Regions from separate parts of the Homo sapiens genome. Here region 2 is linked to region 1. Evidence: chromatin loops called from intact Hi-C (ENCODE). Cell type or tissue: heart left ventricle. All regions are shown on one strand. Links, peaks and the distances in the headings refer to the core of each region. The heading gives the core; the rest is flanking DNA.

Evidence for each region. Hi-C counts contacts between places; a loop is a spot of excess contacts. Peaks named below come from ENCODE experiments on the same cell type or tissue, not always from the same donor. Only the 100,000 strongest peaks of a DNase experiment are listed, where the experiment ranks them.
Region 2: a loop joins it to region 1, with 10 times the contacts of the local background. A loop is called at or near these places in 13 of 110 quality-filtered maps.

Annotation. Positions count from the first base shown.
Region 1 is chr9:84,057,739-84,068,060 of GRCh38, forward strand. LOC101927575 (a long non-coding RNA gene) reads left to right here and starts at 5,705. Exons shown (of 9, transcript NR_110995.1): 1 at 5,705-5,791; 2 at 9,557-9,689. In heart left ventricle, for the core only: no CTCF peak of the experiment used is centred there; a DNase peak (open chromatin) is centred at 4,954; H3K27ac peaks cover 1,591 bases.
Region 2 is chr9:83,980,745-83,991,066 of GRCh38, forward strand. RMI1 (RecQ mediated genome instability 1) reads left to right here and starts at 61. Exons shown (of 3, transcript NM_001358291.2): 1 at 61-147. RefSeq lists enhancers at 1-241, 5-74, 95-184, 242-750 and a silencer at 395-474. In heart left ventricle, for the core only: no CTCF peak of the experiment used is centred there; no DNase peak of the experiment used is centred there.

The DNA.
Region 1 (10,322 bases), core at 1,225-9,224:
AAAAGCTTTCCCAGTTCCCAGGAGCCTTCCAAAAGATTTCTCCCTACATCTTATTGCCAGGACTAAGTCACATGTCCTCCCGTGACTTTGAAGGAGGCTAAGAAAGTGACGATCTAGTTTTCCAGCTTCTGTAATAAGAGAAGAGAGTTGGGCATGGTTGTAGAGGCAGCCAGGCCACAGTGACTGCCACAGTGATTAATATATGTTAGCTGTTACTGTTATTATTATTCCAGTTTTTAAAGTTAAAGATGTTGAAATTATTTTTCATTCCCCCTCTTCTTCTTTAACACTCAGTCACCAAGTTCAGCGATTCCTCCTTCTCAATGTTTTCCATGCCTACCCGATCTTTCCTTCATACTATTCCTAATGTTCCGGTGTTATTATCTCATGCATGGAAAAATGCAGTCAGCTTTCTTTCTGTCTCCTCTATCTTCAGTTTCTCCATGCTCTGCTCTATCTTGCACTCCACCAGATGAATCTTCATCAAATATCTCTATCATGCCATGTTATTGCCCAAATTCTTTAATCTCTTCCTATTGTCCACAGTAGTGATTCTTAAACTTCAGCATAATTAGAATCACATGGGAAGGCTGGGTGTGGTGGCTCACGCCTGTAATCCCAACACTTTGGAAGGCTGAGGTGGGTGGATTGTTTTAGCTCAGGACTTTGAGACCAGCTTGGGCAACATGGTGAACCCTGTCTCTACAAAAAATACAAAAATTAGCCGGGCACGGTGGCATGCACCTGTAGTCCTAGCTACTCAGGAGGCTGCTGAGGGGGTGGATTGCTTGAGACTGGGAGGCGGAGGTTGCAGTGAGCCAAGATCAAACTGCTGCACTCCAGGCTGGGTGACAAAGGGAGACTCTGTCTAAAAAAAAAAAGAAGAATCACCTTGGAAACTTGTTAAAAATCAGATGTCTTCTTAAAAGCAGGTATTGAGGTTATAAAATAATATATTCTCAATATACTCACAGTATAATTGGCAACACAAACAAAATAATTATAATTCAGGGAATTTATTTTCTATGTTACTCATTTGGCACATTAAATTTACTGCTTTACATAAGATCCACAATCAGTTATTTTTTCATGTATATATGTCTCATTTCCTTCAATAGATCAGACATTGCTTGAAGGCAGAGATTCTGTATAATACCACACTGCCACTGTAATTAGTCCTAAAATATCCGACACAATTTTTTTGAATAAATCAATGGTATTCATGCAAAATATTCAGTGGGTACTTAATAAATGTTGGACTTATCTAGCAAAAACAATGGAAAACCTCAGACAAGATTGGGTAAAAAACAAAAACAAAAAACACCTCTATCTATTAGAATAGATGTATAGCTTGAAGCAACAGAATTACTCTTGGCTGAGAAATGGCTACAATCTAATAATGTAGATCTTGCATGAATCAAATGGAAAGACACAGTGTAGATCTATCACAAATACTAAGCTTCAAGGGGTGAAAGGGCACTGTTAATCAGTAATTCTATCAGTAATAGGATTAGTTTGATTATTATGGAAGAGATCACCCATTCAATAATGTTCTTTTCCAGGCACTCCTGATACCCACTGGAGGTAATGCTGGTTTTGGGAGCACAATGTATTGTGAATAAAATATACGAAGAAAAAAGGTAATTATTTATACCTGTTTGGTGCCAGGGTCTTCAATGATGAATAAGACCCAGTCTCTCAAGGAACTTGGTATCTAGTAGGAAAAAGAAGCATGCAGACAAGTCTAACAGATGATTTCCAGTATAACCGGAAATCAGAGAGGAGCATGAGTGTGTGAGTGAGGCAGGAGAAGAAGAGAGGATCTCTTCTGTCTGGAAGTGTGAGGACACCTTTTCCCAAGGAGTTATCTGCTCTCTCACCTTCCTTTCAGCTTCTCTTGGAATATTGCTAGAGTTATTATTTTTATCATGTTTGGTCTCACCTTCTCACCAACTACTGAATTTCAGAGGTAAATATCCAAGGAGTTGATAACATCTTTGTTTCTTCATACTAATGAAACGGGAAACAATTTCAGAAGTCATCCAATCCAACCCAGCCTGACAAACAAAATGGTCATCTGTTCTCTCTCTTTCTATCTACTCCTGATTCCCCCAAATCCCCGCATTTCTCAAATATGAGAGACTAAGGATAATCAACCATCCTGCTGTGCCCCGGAAAAAGTACTGAAATGCAGGACTTTCATTGCTAAAATCGGGACAGTCCCAGACAAACCAAGATGAGTTGGTCACCCTAGAGGGCAGTAGAAATAGTTAGAATGAAGGAGCCTGGATTAATCTATGCTAAATTCCTAACTGGGCAATTCCCTTAATGCTGATGGTTGCTTTATAGTATCAGAATATAAATGTGTCTCTGGAAGACAAGCCTATGCAGATTCAGAGCAAACATCCCACCACAGCCTACCAGGCTTGACTCATTCACTGGCTGGGTGAAGTCAACACAAGCATGTGTTTTCAATAAATATTTGATATAACTTTGTTTTGATTATACTGGGCTCTTAGGGGCAGCATTGTGTTCCCACCCAAATTCCTATGCTGAAGTTCTAATCCCAGTACCTCAGAATGTGATTGTATTTGGAGAAAGAGTCTTTACACATAATTAAGGTAAAATAAGGTCATATAGGTGGACCCTAATGCAATATGACTGGTGTCCTTATAAGAGGAGTAGATGAGGACAAAGACACAATAGAGGAAAGGCTGTGTAAACACAAGGGGAGAAGATGGCCATCTATAAGCCAAGGAGTGAGGCCTCAGAAGAAATAACCCTGCTGCCACTTTGATCTTGGACTTCCAGCCTCTGGAATTGTGAGAAAATAAATTTCTGTTGTTTAAGCCACCCAGTCTGTGGTACTCTGGTATTGCAGCCTCAGCAAACTCATATATGGGCATTGTTATGTTGCTTATAACAATGGAAAACGGACTGGGTAATTTATAAAGAAAAGAAATTTATTTCTTCCAGTTACGGAGGCTATGAAGTCCCAGGGCGAGGGGCCACATCTGGTAAGAAACTTCTTGCTGATGGGGACTCTGAACTGAGGCAGGGCAGGGTATCACACAGCAAGAGGGATGAGCGTGTGAATGTGTGAGCTCAGGTCCCTCTTCCTCTTCTTATAAAGCAACCCATTCCACTCCCATGGTAACCCATATATTCATTGACCCTTTAACCCATTCATCCATGAATGGATTAATCCACTTATGAGGGCAGAGCCCTTATGATCCAATCACCTCTTAAAGGCCCTATCTCAATACTGCCACATTGGGGATTAAGTTTCAACATGACTTTTGGAGGGGATAAATATTCAAACTACTGGGCCAGGTGTGGTGGCTCATGCCTGTAATCCCAGCACTTTGGGAGGCCGAGTTGGGCGGATCACAAGGTCAGGAGTTGAGACCAGCCTGGCCAATAGGGTGAAACCCCTTCTCTGCTAAAAATAAAAAAAACTAGCCTGGTGGGGTGGCACATGCCTGTAGTCCCAGCTACTCGGGAGGCTGAGGGAGGAGAATAGCTTGAACCCAGGAGGTGGAGGTTGCAGTAAGCCGAGATCGCACCACTGCACTCCAGCCTGGGCGACAGAGTGAGATTTCATCTCCAAAACAAACAAACAAACAAACAAACTATATATATATACATACATATATATATATGTATGTATATATATTCAAACTACAGCAATTGTCTTGAGTTGGGCTTTCTCAGATGTATATAGTGATTTATGCAGAAGTAGTTTATTTGGGAGGTGATCCCAGGAAGCCCTGATGACAGAGGTGAAGGGAGAGGGAAAGGAAGGAAACTACTTCAGAGCAGGTCACTGCTGGGGGCAACTGGATCTGCATTCCACTGGGGGCCTCTGAAAACTGTGTAGAACACACCTCAGGTTGTCCCACCCGAGGGGCAATTTACCCTCCATCTCCCATTCGTTATGGGGGGAACAGGGATTGGCTTACAGCCTGGCAGCACCTGCCTGCCCTGCACAGTAGTGAGCTAATTTCTGCTGCTAGAGAAAGCCCTCAGGGAGGGTTGGGGGAGCTTGCAATAAGAACTGCAGGTGTGCACAGCAACAGTCTCTGTGTGTTTTATTTGCTTTTGTAATAACAAACAATAAAGATTTCAAAAGCAGGAAAGTGATTGTATTACTGGGAACAATTTTATTTAACTTTAACATTATAACAAATCCATTGCCAGTTTCACTTTGGAATTTGGCCTAGAATAAAAGTGGCTTTCTCTAGGCAGGGTGTGAGATGTGATATAAGCCGTGTTCTTTCAGCGCCCCGGTGGTATCATGCATCAGGCTCCTCACAGTGCCAGACTCACTGTCATTCTTAAATTCCTAGAGATTGGGCCTTGTTAGTGCTAAAGGCCTCTGAGGCTCCTTTAAATCAGTCACATATTGATTAAAATAAGAAGGGAGATTCTCCCTTTCCTACCTAAGCTAGCTGAGGGCATATAGCAAAATCTCTTTTCCTTGTGTCAAAATTAAAACAGGACTCTCAGTGTCCTGCGCCATCTACCCAGGGTAACTTCCTACCCTTCCCATTGCTAAAGGAGATAGATAGTAATTATTCAGCACCCCCCTCCATGAGGACTGACATAGATAATGCAAGTAGAGTTCTCAGCAAAGGGCATGGCTACTAACTGCACACATCGAAGCCCATTGAGAATACTGGTAATTTGTATATTTATTTCATGTAACCAGAAATCTCCATATTTTATTTAAAAATAAATTTTGTCTCTGGGTGTTGTTTCACTTGCGAGTACGCCAGGCTTGTGACTGTGTATCCTTTGTCCTCCTGGCTTAAGTATCTCCAAGTAGAATTATTGGGAAGTTTTTAGATAAAATAAAAATCTTAGGAAAGGTTGGGGCTGGCCTTGGAGGAATAGAGGGGAGGGAAGGAGACAGAACTGGGTCCTGGGAAAAAGGAGGCAGGCAGGCTCCATGCCAAGGGCTGGGATTAATCCTGGGCACCTAGCCTCTTCCTCTCTGAGTTCTCCTTCACCCTTTGCCAGTTTTCACCAGTGACTCTGATAGACTGGGGTGCAAATATAGAAATGACTAATGACATAAAAAAGTTGTTTGTCCATCGTATGTTCTCACTCATAAGTGGGAACTAAGCTATGAGGATGCAAAGGCATAAGAATGATACAATGGACTTTGGTGACTCAGGGGAAAGGGTGGAAAGGGAGTGAGGGATAAAAGACTACAAAGTGGGTTCAGTGTATACTGCTCTGGAGATAAGTGCACCAGAATCTCACAAATCACCAGCAAAGAACTTATGTAACCAAACATCACCCATTCCCCCCAAAACGTATGGAAATAAAACATTTTAAAAAAAGGAAAAGGTTTTAAGGTTTTTAAAATATGTGTAGGGAAAGATTATCTCAGATGTATTTTTAAAAAAACCAAGATATTTTATAGGGATTTAATAGATGTTTTCAAAATCAAAATAAAAGTTGTTTTTCCTCATTAGTAAGCCAGAAAGTTGGAATTAAAACTACAGTGATGTAAGTGCCTGAGTCTTAAGTAAGGGTCTTAATATTAGTCTTAAACAGAGGAGGGATAGGGTTAGAAACTTTCTAAATGAATGCTCCCTGACTGAACTCATTGTTTTAATGCAGCATATAATCCTCTGGATAAATCTCTGAATAAAATTTCAGATGAAAAGAACACTTAAATGGCCACATTATATCAACAGAAAGACAGGCATTTCAGGACTAAAAAAGAACATAACATATGGAATACTGAAAACCTGTACTGTAGCCCAGCGCCAGGCACCAGGTATGTCTTCAACAGATGTTAACTATGATTATGATTATTGTCACCCAATAACCATCTTTCCCATCTAGTATCTCATGGGAATTTCAGAGAATTCACGTGTATGGGAGTATAATGGAGATGGAGACTCTGTAGGGAATTGGGGTGCAGGGAAATTCATCTGTTTCACAATGCACACCCACATCAAGTGACTCTAATTCTCCTTTCAATAAGAGTTTTTGCTCTCAAAAACCCTCTTCTCTTCCAGACTGTCTCTCTCCTATGTAAGCCTAATGTTTTTCTCTCCTGCTTTATAGATTTTCCCTCATACCTCCTTCAAATTCTTTTCTGTGCCATGTAATGTGAAAGCCACAAAAATTGACCTCAGGTCATTACAGTCTACTAGAGGAGCTATAAACAACATTATTTAGAATAGAGAGGTTGACCACCGTGACATGCTAGAGGCATAAACGGTAGGGGTTCAGTGGAGAGGAGACATCATAAGACAAGTGGCATGGGCATTGGTCTTAAAGGATAAATTGGATTCTGTCTGAAAACAGTAGGAAATAATATTATTGGTGGAAGGAACAGTTTGAGCAAAGACACAAATGTGGCAAAAGCCAGGGTCTGATCTTCCCAGCTTGAATGCCAAACTAAGGGATCCAGGCTGTATTCTATAGGCCAACATTTTGAGCAGCTCATCTGAGCCATATTGGAGATATTAATCATAGACTGGTTGTCATGAATGGATGGGAAGAGGCAGGGGCAGGGTGCAGGAGGTCAGTAAAGAGGACATCCCCATTACTCTTCAACTCTCAGATAGTCAGATATAAATGTTAATTCTTGCCTTCTCAGAAATGTTTAAGGCATCTCCATTGTCCACAAAATAAAGAATAAACCCCTTAAAATGCCATTCAAGGCCTCCGTACTAGTCAGCTTGAGCTGCCATAATAAAATACCATAGACTTGGGGCTTAAACAACAGAAATTTATTTCCTCACAGTTATGGAGGCTAGAAGTTCAAGGTTCTGGCCAGTTCAGTTTCTGGTGAGGGCAGATGGCTTGCAAATGGCCACCTTCTTACTGTGTGCTTATGTGGCCTTTACTTGGTGGTGCTCATGGAGAGAGAGAGCAAGCTCTCTGGTGTTTCTTTCTATAAAGGCTAATCCTTTTGAATCAAGACTCCAGGGTCACACCCTATGACCTCATTTAACCTTAGTTCCATAGAGGCCCCATCTCCAAATAGAGCCAGACTGTGGGTTAGTGCTTTGACATACACATTTTTGTGAAACACAAACATTCAGTCCATGACAGCTTCCTAGGAAAACAGTAACTACCATCTGTGAAGTGCCTACTATAGTCTAGGCATTGTGTAAAGTTCTTTACCTACATTATTTCATTTAATCCCCTCAAGAACAGCATGAAGTAGGTATTTTGTTGTCTGCATTTTACAAATGAGTCTCAGGGAAGGTAAGTACTTTGTCTATAGCTGTACAGCCTTTAGGGGAGGAGGCAGACTTTTAAGGGGAATCCACCTTGAGGCAGGAGGAATCCACATTGAAGGGGAATTGGAAGCACTCCACTCCCCTGACTGACTGCTTCCGACTTCAGCTGTGGCTCTGTCCTCCCCACCCACTCTGGTCCCACTGTATAACTCAGCATTTTCTCCACGTGACATAATTCTTGAGGTCTTGTGTTTGCTCATGCTGTTTTCTCAGACTGTAATGCCTTTTTTTTCTTCTTTTTATTAATTGTTCAAGTTTCCCCTCAAGGGGCAATGCCTCTGTGAAACCTTCCTGTACATCTTTTTTGTTGTTGTTGAATCATATGTATGTGAAACCTTTCTAAATATTCCATGCTGTTTCATTTGGCCTTGCATTCTGGTTACCTGTCTAAATGTCTGTATTTCCTTGCCATACCACCAGATTATACATATTTTGAGATATTTTACATGTGTGTATTTTACACCATGCCCAGCACACAGTAGGTGCTTTAATAGACATTTACTGAGTGAAGGTCAAGGTGAGAGTTAGTGAAGCTATAAACTAGAGGAGTGGCAATGGAGATGCAAAGGAGAGGATGGATTGATAAGACCTGGTGACTTTGGATGTGGGGACTGAGGGAGAGGCCAAGATGACTTGAAAGTTTTTCAAGGTAAGAACATCAGTGTTACTATAGAAGCCAGGAGGTGTTGCTACTTGCGGGGAAAGACACCATTAATAGAGGCGGTAGTAGTAATAATAGCAGCTTCCACTAATTAAATACTTGAATCACTCAGCATGCCAAGTGCTTGTCATATATTGCTCACCTATTTCTCATAATAATCTTGTGAGGTGAGCATTATTCTCAATGCATAGATGATGAAATGGAGGCTCAGAGAGATTAAGCAAACTGCTCAAGGGGGCACAACTAGCAAGCATCAGAACTGAGATGCAAACTCAAGTCTGTCTGACTCCAAAGCTTGTGTCCTGAAGTATTATCCTCCTGAAAACTGCCGAGTGACTCTATTTCCTGTTCTCCAAGGGGCAGCAGGGGAGGTCTCGCCATTTGCCGACAACTCTTTGTGGTGTCTGGTGACTGATTGGTGGTCAGTGCCATGTTGGTTCTTCATGACACAGACAATCCCCTGCACACAGATGGGAAGTTCCCAGGGATGGGAGAGAACATGAGATGTCTCAGCCAGGCCCTGGATGTCTCCTTGCCTTCCCTCCTTCTCCTCTCGGGCTGTACAAGCTGTTCAGCAGAAGTTCTTAGAGCATCTAGTCTTGTTCCAAAGAGACATAGCCATGGCCAAAGAGAATCTGAGGAACGCTAGGAAAAGTCACCTCTTCTATGTATTTGGTGTAAACTGGGAAGAAAAGGTCCCAACATATCTCATCACAGTCAGCAGTAAACAAATATCTTTATCAATAGCAGCATCAACAGCTTGTATTATAAGTGGGTGTGAGGGATTCCACTTCTTGGAAGGTCAAGTGTGGGAGATATCCAGGACTCAGGTCACTGAAGTGGGCACATATCCCTAATAACGCAAGAGCCTGGTAATGGAAACAAAGATTTCAAATTTGTCAATGATAAAACTTTTCTTAGTTTTTCATCTTGGAGAAAAAGAGTAAGCTAACAGGAAGTACAAAACAGGAATACATATTGCAGAATTCTTTAGGTAATACTATACTAGGTTTGTGATTGTATTTTAAGACTGATTACATGAAAGAATATTAATTAGGCCTATGAGAAGTAGCAGTATAAGTGGTTTGACAGAAATGTGAGATGAATGTATAGCAGATTTCAGCAGATAATGGCAGAAGAGTTGGGGGATAGGTCTTTTCCAAAGACTAAATGGATTGACTTGTTTATTCCGGCAATGTAAAGGAAGGAGGAATGATTGTGACTTTCTTCCTGTGATATGAAAATTGAAATGGGTTGGGCGGGGCACAGTGGCTCACGCCTGTAATCCTAGCACTTTGGGAGGCCGAGGTGGGTGGATCACTTGGGGTCAGGAGTTTGAGACCAGCCTGGCCAATGTGGTGAAACCCCATCTCTACCAAAACGATAAAAAATTAGCTGGGTGTGGTGGTGGGCGTCTGTAATCCCAGCTACTTGGGAGGTTGAGGCAGGAGAATCGCTGGAACATGGGAGGCGGAGGTTGCAGTGAACCAAGATTGTGCCACTGCACTCCAGCCTGGGTGACAGAGTGAGACTCCATCTCAAAAAAAAAAAAAACAAAAAACAAAAAGAGTAATGGGTTTATATAGATACCTATGAGTAATAGATTTTCACCATGTCTACCTAGGTCAGCACACTAAATGCCCAGAAGGATGATGTGTGGGTGAAGAAGCAGAGCAACATAATATGGGAGGGGAACCCCTTCTTGGCAGATTTTAAAGAATAAAGTAAATGGAAGTCCTTGTTTCTTCAATTAGACAGTGAGTTTTCTTTTAGCTCTATTATTTTATAGAAGTTGTAGATGTTCTTAGTTTAACTTGTGTTAGTCCCATGTTCAGAAGTAGCTTTAACCTCTATTGCCTACTACGTGACTGAAGAATAATTTGGCATTTTTCCCTTTCAAAGTGAAGCATGAGCTTTCATAAAAATCTTCCCCCATTGTTGTTACAGCATTTTGGTATGCATTTATATTTCAGTAATTTTAATGTAGTATATTAATTTTGATTATAAATGTTTCCACACACATGCCTACTGGTGGTAATATTTTATGTTTACCTTCTCGTTTGTACATTTTATTTGGGAGTAATGCATTCTGATAACTCATTAGGATACATGGATGGAAAATTTTCATTTTAAAGTAGGATAGTTTTAAGCAACATTAACATTTAATTAGAGCTCTTCACTGCATTTTATTATGAGGTTATTCTGTAATTACTCAGCAGGTCCTGGTGTTTATTAATGCAGAAGTGACAGCACATAATACAACTAAATTATTGCCACATCTCTGGAAAAGACAATTGGAAAATGGGGAACAGATAGAGGCATTGTTTAAAGAGCCTCAGGGAAAAACAGCCTCAGAACATAATCCTTATTTTCTTTTGAACCTTTTTTTT
Region 2 (10,322 bases), core at 1,937-9,936, 76 kb before region 1:
TTTGGGGTTGGAGGAGGGGCGCGAGCGCGCGGCAAATCGGGCGGGAAGAGGTAAAAAAGGAACTGGGAGCGCGCCGCGGCGGTTCCTGTCCTTACAGTTGCGCTGCCCAGGGACCGATGTTGCGCGAGGAAAATGCGGGACGCCCAGGTCGGTGCTCGGCCCAGACTTATGCCCGTGTTTTCACAGCCCACACTCGTGCCCGAAGCCCCTTACCCCGCCCCGGGCTGTGGTCTGTGGGCTGTGGGACGAGCTGCGGCGCGGTAAGTGCGGGCCGTCTGCGTCCGCTGGGCCGGGCCCACGCTTCGGAAACCCGTTGTTTGTAATGGTCCGGGGCGCCCGTCAGTCAAGGCCGGGCCCGGGGGCGCAGCTGGCGGTTCTCGGCCTGCCTTGCGCCGGGGCGGGAGCCGGGGAAACGCGGGGCGAGCCTGGGAGTACTGGAGAACTTCTCGCCGAGAGGGCACAGGCGGTTTCACAGGGCTCTCGGTTCTGAGACTTTCCTCTTGGGTAATGGGACCTGAGATGGAAGTATTTTGTAGTGTCGTCGCTGTAGTTTATTCCGATAAAATTTTTAGGCAATATGTATTGCCCTTGTCTCCTAAAATGAATGCGTATCGCTGAATACGTTGCAGACCTCCACGTTCCATTCAAAGCGCCTGCCTTGTGGCAGTGATGAAAACAGACAAAAACCCTTGCCCTCAAACGTGCTCCTGTTCTAGCGGGTTCAGCGCACACTTGCATTGTATTCGGTTCCTTACTTTTAAGGCTCCTGTGCCAAGCTTTCATGACTTCCTTTGTTAAGGCACATAAGGTCACTTTCAATCGGTGACAGCCCTGGGAAATCTCCAGCCCTGGTAGTACCCGCTTTCCACATCCTTACTCGTCAACCTTCCAGCCTCCGCCCACAATCCCAAACTCATTTTGAAGCATAAAGGTGTCATAATCTGCACATAAAGCGAAATCCACCATTGGCCGAATACATGCATATATTTTAGTGTTGATGAATTTGTGCTGATTCATTCCTGTTATAATGTTTCCTTCTTGGGTAATTTGCAAAACATATATACCAGCATTCTTTTAAATGGCCATGATTGCATCCACCCAGCATCTTTTACTTGACTGATTAGAGGAAAACTCTTGTTAGGGCGCACTGAGGATTTCATGACAAACACCAGTATTTACATTCTGGGAGGATACGTTAACACATGCTGTTAGAACATAATGTCCGGGATTGTGGAATTTATAAAAGTTCTCTTTAAGTGATAATATAATTTTTTAAATGGTCCCCACCATGAAGAGTGTATAGTCTTGTTGGGTAGGTAAAACTTAACTCGCATTTCAGTTCTAAAACACAAAGTTCAGAATTTTATTAAATATTCAAAACTGATGAGTTTATGTAGGGGCTTAGGATACTTGGATTATAGAGATTTAATCCGCCAGTTAGTATTTGCAACATTTAATTGAGTTTGTCATTTAAAACCTGAGACATGTCACTGACACTAATATGCACAAATAGCGGTACGGTAATGATGATGCTGTGCTTTCTTTCAAATTAGGATTTATGTTGCAGTCATCATTTTCTTGATAAGGAATGATGAGTGGGAATCACAAGTAAGCAGCCCTATATAAGAACCTCTTCCGGCCGGGCACGGTGGCTCACGCCTGTAATCCCAGCACTTTGGGAGGCCGAGGCGGGCGGACCACAAGGTCAGGAGATCGAGACCATCCTGGCTAACATTGTGAAACCCCGTCTCTACTAAAAAGACAAAAAAAAAAATTAGCCGGGTGTGGTTGCAGGAGCCTGTAGTCCCAGCTACTCAGGAGGCCGAGGCAGGAGAATGGCGTGAACCCGGAAGGCTGATCTTGCAGTGAGCCGAGATCGCGCCACTGCACTCCAGCCTGGGCGACAGAGCGAGACCCTGTCTCAAAAACAAAAACAAAAACAAAAAAAAAAACCTCTTCCTCCCAGTTTCATTGTCCAGACTGGACCCCGACTGGTGTAAATTATTCATCCCCTCTAGATGCCATTGTGGGATGGTTGCTATTTTTCCCCCCATTTGATTTCTTCTTTACGTCTTTTTAATTTTTAGGTTTGCTCTTTAAATAACAGGAAAGTCTTTTTTCTCCATCCTTTTATTCTCTGTTTGAAATTAAGACTTTTCAACCCAATAATTTTATACCTGTGTTCATTCAAGAACTTAACAATACATTCATTGACTCCAGTCTTGTGTAATTGGTACAATGGTGTAATGGTGTAGTGATCACTTTGGACTCAGTGAATTTAGACCCAATATTACTTAGATGGGGGATTTACTTTAGATGGGCTAATATAATTGAGAATGTACACTATCCAGCTGCATTATTGTTTAAAATAGTATTTATAACTACTATTTCCTGAGTTCCCCACTGTGTGCTAAACGTTGTGCTGGCAGTTTAATACTTTTTAGAGTTCTTTGAGCAAGTTGTTAGTTATCTTTGTTTTGTGAACGAATGAACTAGCACTAAGAGAAGCTAAGGAACATATCCAAGGTCACATAGCAAAATGGGGTTCCAGATTCTCTTTCTGTCTTTTCCTTACTTTAGGTTATGGAGGATCCATAAAAATCTCCTCTGATTACTTCTTCTAATTTCAGTCATATACGGTATAAATTTTTCCTCCCTAATTTTCGGAGTATCTTCTCAAAAATTCCAGGATTACCTTGAACTCATCCTCAATGAATTAAAATGTAGACTTACCTTTATTGTTTAGATGAAGATAATGGAACTGTGGAGTAGATTTAAATATTCGTTAGTGCTTTTAAGTCTCAGCTATTGTCAGAATGACACACGTAAGGTCCAAAAGGATGACACTCCTGCCTCGCTTTTTATTAAAAAAAAATTGGAATATATGAGGCTGACTGAAAATTAATCTGTAAATCAAATATGCCTAGACCTTCGTGGTAGGTGATAAAATTTTCCCACTTTATTTTCTTTTGTTCAGTTCCTGGCAGTACAGATCTAGAATGCAGATTAGTGTGGTCAGCCAAGTTTATCATTCATACAATGCTAATCAGCTTTCTTAAAAATGTTTTTTCCTGATTATAAAATTAATGGGGATTAAGCTGTATGTAATTTTATATGTGTTCTTTTTCCCAACAAAATGTGAATGTATTTCTTTGTCATTAAATAATTCTTAAAAATGGTTTCTTTAAAGATTTCATAGCTTTTCATTTCATGGTGGTAGTGCTATGTATTTAACTTTTTTTCCCATTTTGAACATTTTGTTTTTTTCAAAATATAAAAACTCAGTGGTAAACTCTCTGCCACATAAATCTTTGTCTTTATTTATTTTGTTACTTATTGATGCATAAAAGATGTACATAGTTTTGGGGTATATGTGATAATTTAATATATTCACTTAATTTGTAAAGATCAAATCACAGTACCGGGGATATTATCTCCTTAAATATATGGCTTTTCTTTGTCCTTATTTATGATTATGTCCTTAATTCTGGAAAGTAAAAGAAGTGGATAATATGGTATGAACATACCTTTTTTTTTTTTTTGAGACTGAGTTTCGTTCTTGTTGCCTATGCTGGAGTGCAGTGGCGCAATCTCGGCTCACTGCAACCTCTGCTTCCTGGGTTCAAACGATTCTCCTGCCTCAGCCTCCCGAGTAGCTGGGATTACAGGCATGTGCTACCAAGCTCGGCTAATTTTTTTGTATTTTTAGTAGAGATGGGGTTTCTCCATGTTGGTCAGGCTGGTCTGGATCTCCTGACCTCAGGTGATCCACCCGCCTTGGCCTACCAAAGTGCTGGGATTACCAGTTTTGAACATCTTTTTTTCTTTTCTTTTGAGACAAAGTTTCGTTCTTGTTGCCCAGGCTGTAGTGCAATGGCACAATCTCGGCTCACTGCAACCTCTGCCTCCTTGGTTCAAACGATTCTTCTGTCTCAGCCTCCCTAGTAGCTGGGATTACAGGCATGCGCCACCAGGCTCAGCTAATTTTTTTGTATTTTTAGTAGAGACGGGCTTCTCCATGTTGGTCAGGCTGGTCTTGAACTCCTGACCTCAGGTGATCCACCTGCCTCAGCCTCCCAAAGTGCTGGAATTACAGCTGTGAGCCACCGCACCCAGCCCGAACATATCTTACTGTATAATTTAAAAGACAGTTTTCCAAATTTATTATTATTTTCTTGGACAGTGGAGTTCTTTAGGATCAGGAGCTGTTCTTTGCACATGGGAATTTGTGCTGCCCTTGCTAACCTCTGCCTCTGAGCTGCTTCTACCTGCTTGTGACTATGGTTACCCAATTTCCTAAGCAAAGAAGGGATGAAAACCTTAGGAATTATCTGAAGGACTAGATGCCATTAATATAATTTACCAAATTATTAAAGGTCTCAATTATTAATATCCAGTCTAAACTTTATAATATAGATCTTACATAATATTTTTCCATTTGATTAAACATTTTAATAAGCTTCTCTTTCTAATCTGTAGGAAAAATAACCTATTACACATCATCTTTTTATTATAATTAAGACATGCAGTTGTAGGAATTATATCTGTATCCTAGATCAATCCTACTTTCTACTTTGTTGTTAAGTGATGAAATCTGTGTAACAGATGTATGTTAGCAGTTATTTTATTTCCCCTAAAGTTCTTGACTTTTTGGTAAAATATTTGAGAATAGTTGTATTGGAATGCTTGTACAGTGTTAAGTATCTCTTATCACATTTGCTTGTGTTTTACAGGTGTCTTGGTTATCTTTTGGGTGTTTAGTCAATGGAATTTTTTTCTTTGCCCAGTTATGATAACATTACTGTAAATTCATAGTATGTCAGCTTCAGAAGTTGAGAGTGGTTCTTAGAGTTATTAATTAGGACTGACACATTTAATGGAACAGTTTAGTTGTTGGGGTTCACTGAGCAGTGTTTTTCAGAATTCATCCCAACTCTTGGCTGAAAGGAGTTTTGCCACTTGCGGTGTTCAGTAGCACATACGGCCGGGCGCGGTGGCTCACGCCTGTAATCCCAGCACTTTGGGAGGCCGAGGCGGGTGGATCACGAGGTCAGGAGATCAAGACCATCCTGGCTAACACGGGGAAACCCCGTCTCTACTAAAAATACAAAAAAATTAGCCGGGCATGGTGGCAGGAGCCTGTAGTCCCAGCTACTTGGGAGGCTGAGGCAGGAGAATGGCAGGAACCCGGCAGGCTGAGTTTGCAGTGAGGCGAGATTGCACCACCGCACTCCAGCCTGGGCGACAGAGCAAGACTCCAAAAAAAACCCACCAAAACAATAGCATATACCAGGAAGAGCAAGTTTGGAATTAAAAAAAAATTAAAAAATAAACTGATACATAAGCCTTAGAATATCAGTTTGTAATATTCAAAAAATGTAAAAATTATTTTATGTGCTATGTTAGTAGGGTTATAGCAAAAGGAAAAGTAGTACTTAACCGCAGCACTATGTCGAAGCTATCACAAAGATAAATATAGTAGGTGTAGGTGATATTTTTAAGTTTTTCTTTCATTTGATTTTGTAAATGAAACAATTTAGAATGCATTAGATGGGCTTGTTATTTACGTGAGATCTGAGAATTCTGTTCATTATAGTAGCAGCAAACCACTCTTATAGAATGGCCGTTTATATGTGGATTTTATACATAAGTGGGTTTTATAGATGAATTGAGGGACTGGTTTTACTTCCTCTTTCCACTTAAGTTGACAGAAAAAGGTAAAAGAATGGAGATTAGCAGAATTTATGTTCTAGTTCTGGGTCTGCTGTTGGGTATGATATGTATGCCTTAATCTTCATGCCTCAGTTTCATCATTGTCAAAAATAGATGAGAATACTCTTTCTATCAAAAAATTACTGTTTTGAGGTTTAGATAACATTGTAGATGTAGAAGTACATTTTTTATTGATATCTTTAAAAAAATTTTAAGTCTTACAAAATAGGTTTTAATTTATTTTCAGCAAAGTCTTCACTTCTCTGTTTATACATCTGTACCTGCTGGGAAATATAGGATTAATATCTCTGAAATTCATTCTTGTTTATTTTCTGTCCAGCCTTGACCTTTTCAGTTCATAACCAATCAGTCTTCTTTTCTTACTGATTCATTTCTTTTGAAGTTTCAAAGTCAACTGAAAGTACACTTTGTCCTCATTTCAGTTTACTTAATCTAATGTCTGTCATCACATTTTTACAACACCTTTGAAAATTATACTAGGTCCATTTGCCAGCACTGTGTTATTTAAATTTTACTGGAGGAAATAGGAACCTTATTGAATTGGTGCAACTAAGAGCCATGGCTGGGTTCCTTCCCTCCCCTCCCCTCCCCTTCCCTTCGCTTTCCGATGGAGTCTCACTCTGTCACCCATGCTGGAGTGCAGTGGGAAACCCTTGGCTCACTGCAACCTCTGCCTCCTGGATTCAAGCGATTTTCTGCCTCAGCCTCCTGAGTAGCTGGAATTACAAGCACGTGCCACCACGCCCAGCTAATTTTTGTATGTTTAGTAGAGATGGGGTTTCACCATGTTGACTCACACTCCTGACCTCAGATGATCCACCCGCCTCGGCCTCCCAAAGTGCTAGGGTTACAGGCGTGAGCCACCGCGTCCGGCCTGCCTTCTTATTGTTTCTATTTTTATCACTTTTCTGCTCCTTTTGTGCCTTCTTTTAGATTGTTTTCTTTATATTTTCCTCAGCTAGTTTGAAAGTTAGTTGTTACATTTCTATTCTTTTGGTGTTTACCTTCAGTTTTTTAATTGGAGTATAATTTACCTTCAGTAAAATTCATATTTTTTGGAGTATAGTTCTGAGTTTTGATAAACAGATAACAGTCATGTAACCACCAACCACCACCATCGTCATGTTATAGAACAATTCCATCACCCCAAAAATTTTCTTTTGCCCCTTGTAGTCAACCTCTTTCCACATTTCTGGCCTTTGGCAACCACTGAACTGTTTTCTGTTTGTATAGTGTTGCATTTTTCCAGAATGTCATATAAATGGAATTATTCCTTTACTTACCATACTGAATTTGACATTCATGCATATTATTCCTTGTGTCCATAATTTATTTTTATTATTAAATAGTATTCCATTGTATGGATATTATCACAGTTTGTTTATCCGTTCACCAAATGAAGGACATGTGGGTGGGTTTTTTTTTTGAGACAGAGTCTCAGTCTGTCACTCAGGCTGGAGTGCAGTAGTGCAAACACGGCTCACTGCAGCCTCAACCTCCTGGGCTCAAGTGATCCTCCTACCTCTGCCTCCTGGGTAGCTAGGACTACAGGCATGTGCCACCACACTCAGTTTTTTAATTTTTTGTAACAGATAGAGAGATAGAGATATTGCCCAGGCTGGTTTTGAACTCCTGGCCTCAAGTGACCCTCCCACCTCAGTTTCCCCAAGTGCTGGGATTACAGGTGTGTGCCACCACACCTGGCCACATACAGGATTTTAATGGATGTCAAAATTATTTACTCTCTTGAGTAAATACCTTGCAGTTGCATTGCTGGGTTGTATGGTAAGTATATGTTTTGATTTCTAAGAAAATGCTAAACTGTTTTCCTTTTGTTTTGTTTTGAAACAGGGTCTTGCTCTATCGCCCAAGCTGGAGAGCAGAGGCATGATCACATCTCACTGCAGCCTTGTCCTCCTAGGCTCAGGTGATCCTCCTCCCTCAGGCTTCTGAGTAGCTGGGACTACAGGCATGCACCACAATGTCTGGCTAATTTTTGCATTTTTGGTAGAGACAGAGTTTTGCTGTGTTGCTCAGGCAGGTATTGAACTCTCAGGCTCGAGCAATCTGCCCTCCTCAGCCTCTCAAAGTGCTGGGATTACAGGCATGAGCCACTGCACCTTGCCCAACTGTTTTCCTTTGTAGAAACCTGCCAAATTCTTTTCCACGGTGGCTGTGCCATTTTGCATTCTCACTAGCAATGAGAATTCTAGTACTTGGTATTGTCAGTTATTTTTTATTTTACATGTGTAGTGATATCACCTTTGATTTTAATTTTGCATTTCCCTGATGTCTAATAATATTGAACTGTTTTCCTGTGTTTATTTGCCATCTGCATATTTTCTTTGGTGAAGTTTCCATATCGTTTTTCTTTTAGCCTTCTGTTTGTTTTTTTGTTGAGACAGGGTCTTGCTCTGTTACCCAGGCTGAATGCAGTGGTGTGACCTTGGCTCACTGCTGCCTTGACCTCCCAGGCTCAAGTGATCCTCCCATCTCAACCTCCTGAGTAGTTGAGACCACAGGCACATGCCACCATGCCCACCTAATTTTGTTTATATTTTTGTAGAGACAAGATCTCAGTATGTTGTCCAGGCTGGTCTTTATTTCCTGGGCTCAAGTGATCCTCCTGCCTTGGTCTCCCAAAGTGCCAGGCTTATAGGTGTGAGCCACTATGCCTGGACTGAAGTATCCTTTCAAATCTCTTTCTTATTTTGTGGATTAAATACTTAAATGTAAGACCTGAAACTGTGAAACTACTAGGCAAAAACATTGTGGAAATGCTTCAGGACATTGTTCTGGGCAAAGATTTTTTTGAGGTAAAAACTTAAAAGCACAGGCAATAAAAGCAAAAATAGATGGTATTATATTAAGCTAAAAAGCTTCTGTACAGCAAAGGAAATAACCAACAGAGTAAAGAGACAACTTATTGAATCAGAGAAAACATTTGCAAAATATCCATCTGACGAGGGATTAATAACAAGAATATATAAGGAGCTGAAACAATGGCAAAAAGCCAAATAATCTGATTTTTAAAATGGGCAAATGATCTGAATAGACATTTCACAAAAGAAGATGTACAGGTGGCCAACAGGTACATGAAAAAATATTCGACATCGTGAATCAGGGAAATGCAAATCAAAACCACAATGAGATATCGTCTCACCCCAGTTAAAATGGCTATCAAAAAGACAAAAAAAAAAATAAAATAAAATAAAAAAGATTCTTGTGAGGATAAAGAGAAAGGGGAATGGTAGGACAGTTTTATTGGGAATATAAATTAGTGTAGCCTCTGTAAAAAACAGTATGGAGGTTCCTCAAAAAAATCAAAATAGATCTGCCATATGATCCAGCAATTTCACCACAAAGTATAAACTAAAAGAAAGGAAATCAATGTATTGAAGAGAGATCTGCATTCCAGCGTTTATTACAGTACTATTTACAGTTTCCAAGATACGGAAAAACCTGAATCCATCAGCAGACGAATGGATAAAGAAAATGTATATATACACGGAATATTATTCAGCCATAAAAAAGAATGATATCCTGTCATTTCCAGCAACATGGATGTAACTGGAGAACATTATGTTCAGTGAAATAAGCCAAGCACGGACATGTTGCATGTTCTCACTCTTGGGATTTAAAAAAAGTTGATCTCGGGAAGGTAGAGAGTAGAACAATGGTTACCAGAGGCTGGGAAGGGTAGGGGGGCAAAGGGTAGGAAGACAGATTGGTCAATGGGTGTAAAAATACAGTTAGAGGCCGGGCGCAGTGGCTCATGCCTGTAATCCCAGCATGGGAGGCTGAGGTGGGCGGATCACGAGGTCAGGAGTTCGAGACCAGCCTGGCCAACATAGTGAAACCCTGTCTCTACTAAAAATACAAAAATTAGCCATGCGTGGTGGTACGTGACTAGTCCCAGCTACTTGGGAGGCTGAGGCAGGAGAATCGCTTGAAGTCAGGAGGCGGAGGTTGCCGTGAGTCGAGATAGCGCCGCTGCACTCCAGCCTGGGCGACAGAGCTAGAATGCTGTCTTAAAAAAAAAAAAAAACAATTGGAATAAGTTCTAGTGTTTGATAGCACTGCATTGTGGCTATAGTTAACAATAATTTATTATTTCAAAATAGAAGAGAAGGTTTGGAATGTTCTCTACAGAAAGAAATGATAAATGTGTGAAGTGATAGATATCCTAATTACCCTGATTTGATCATTACACACTGTATGTATGTATCGGAATATCATGTGTACTCCATATATATGTAGGTTATTATGTATCAATAAAAAGTATTTTGCTCATTTTAATATTTGTTTTCTTTCTTTCTTTCTTTTTATTTATTTATTTATTTTTTTGAGACGGAGTTTTGCTCTTGTTGCCCAGGCTGGAGTGCAATGGTACGATCTTGGCTCACCACAACCCCCGCCTCCTGGGTTCAAGAAATTATCTTGCCTCAGCCTCCAGAGTAGCTGGGATTACAGGCGTGTCCCACCATGCCCAACTGATTTTGTATTTTTAGTAGAGACGGGGTTTCTCCACGTTGGTCAGGCTGGTCTCGAACTCCCGACCTCAGGTGATCCACCCGCCTCAGCCTCCC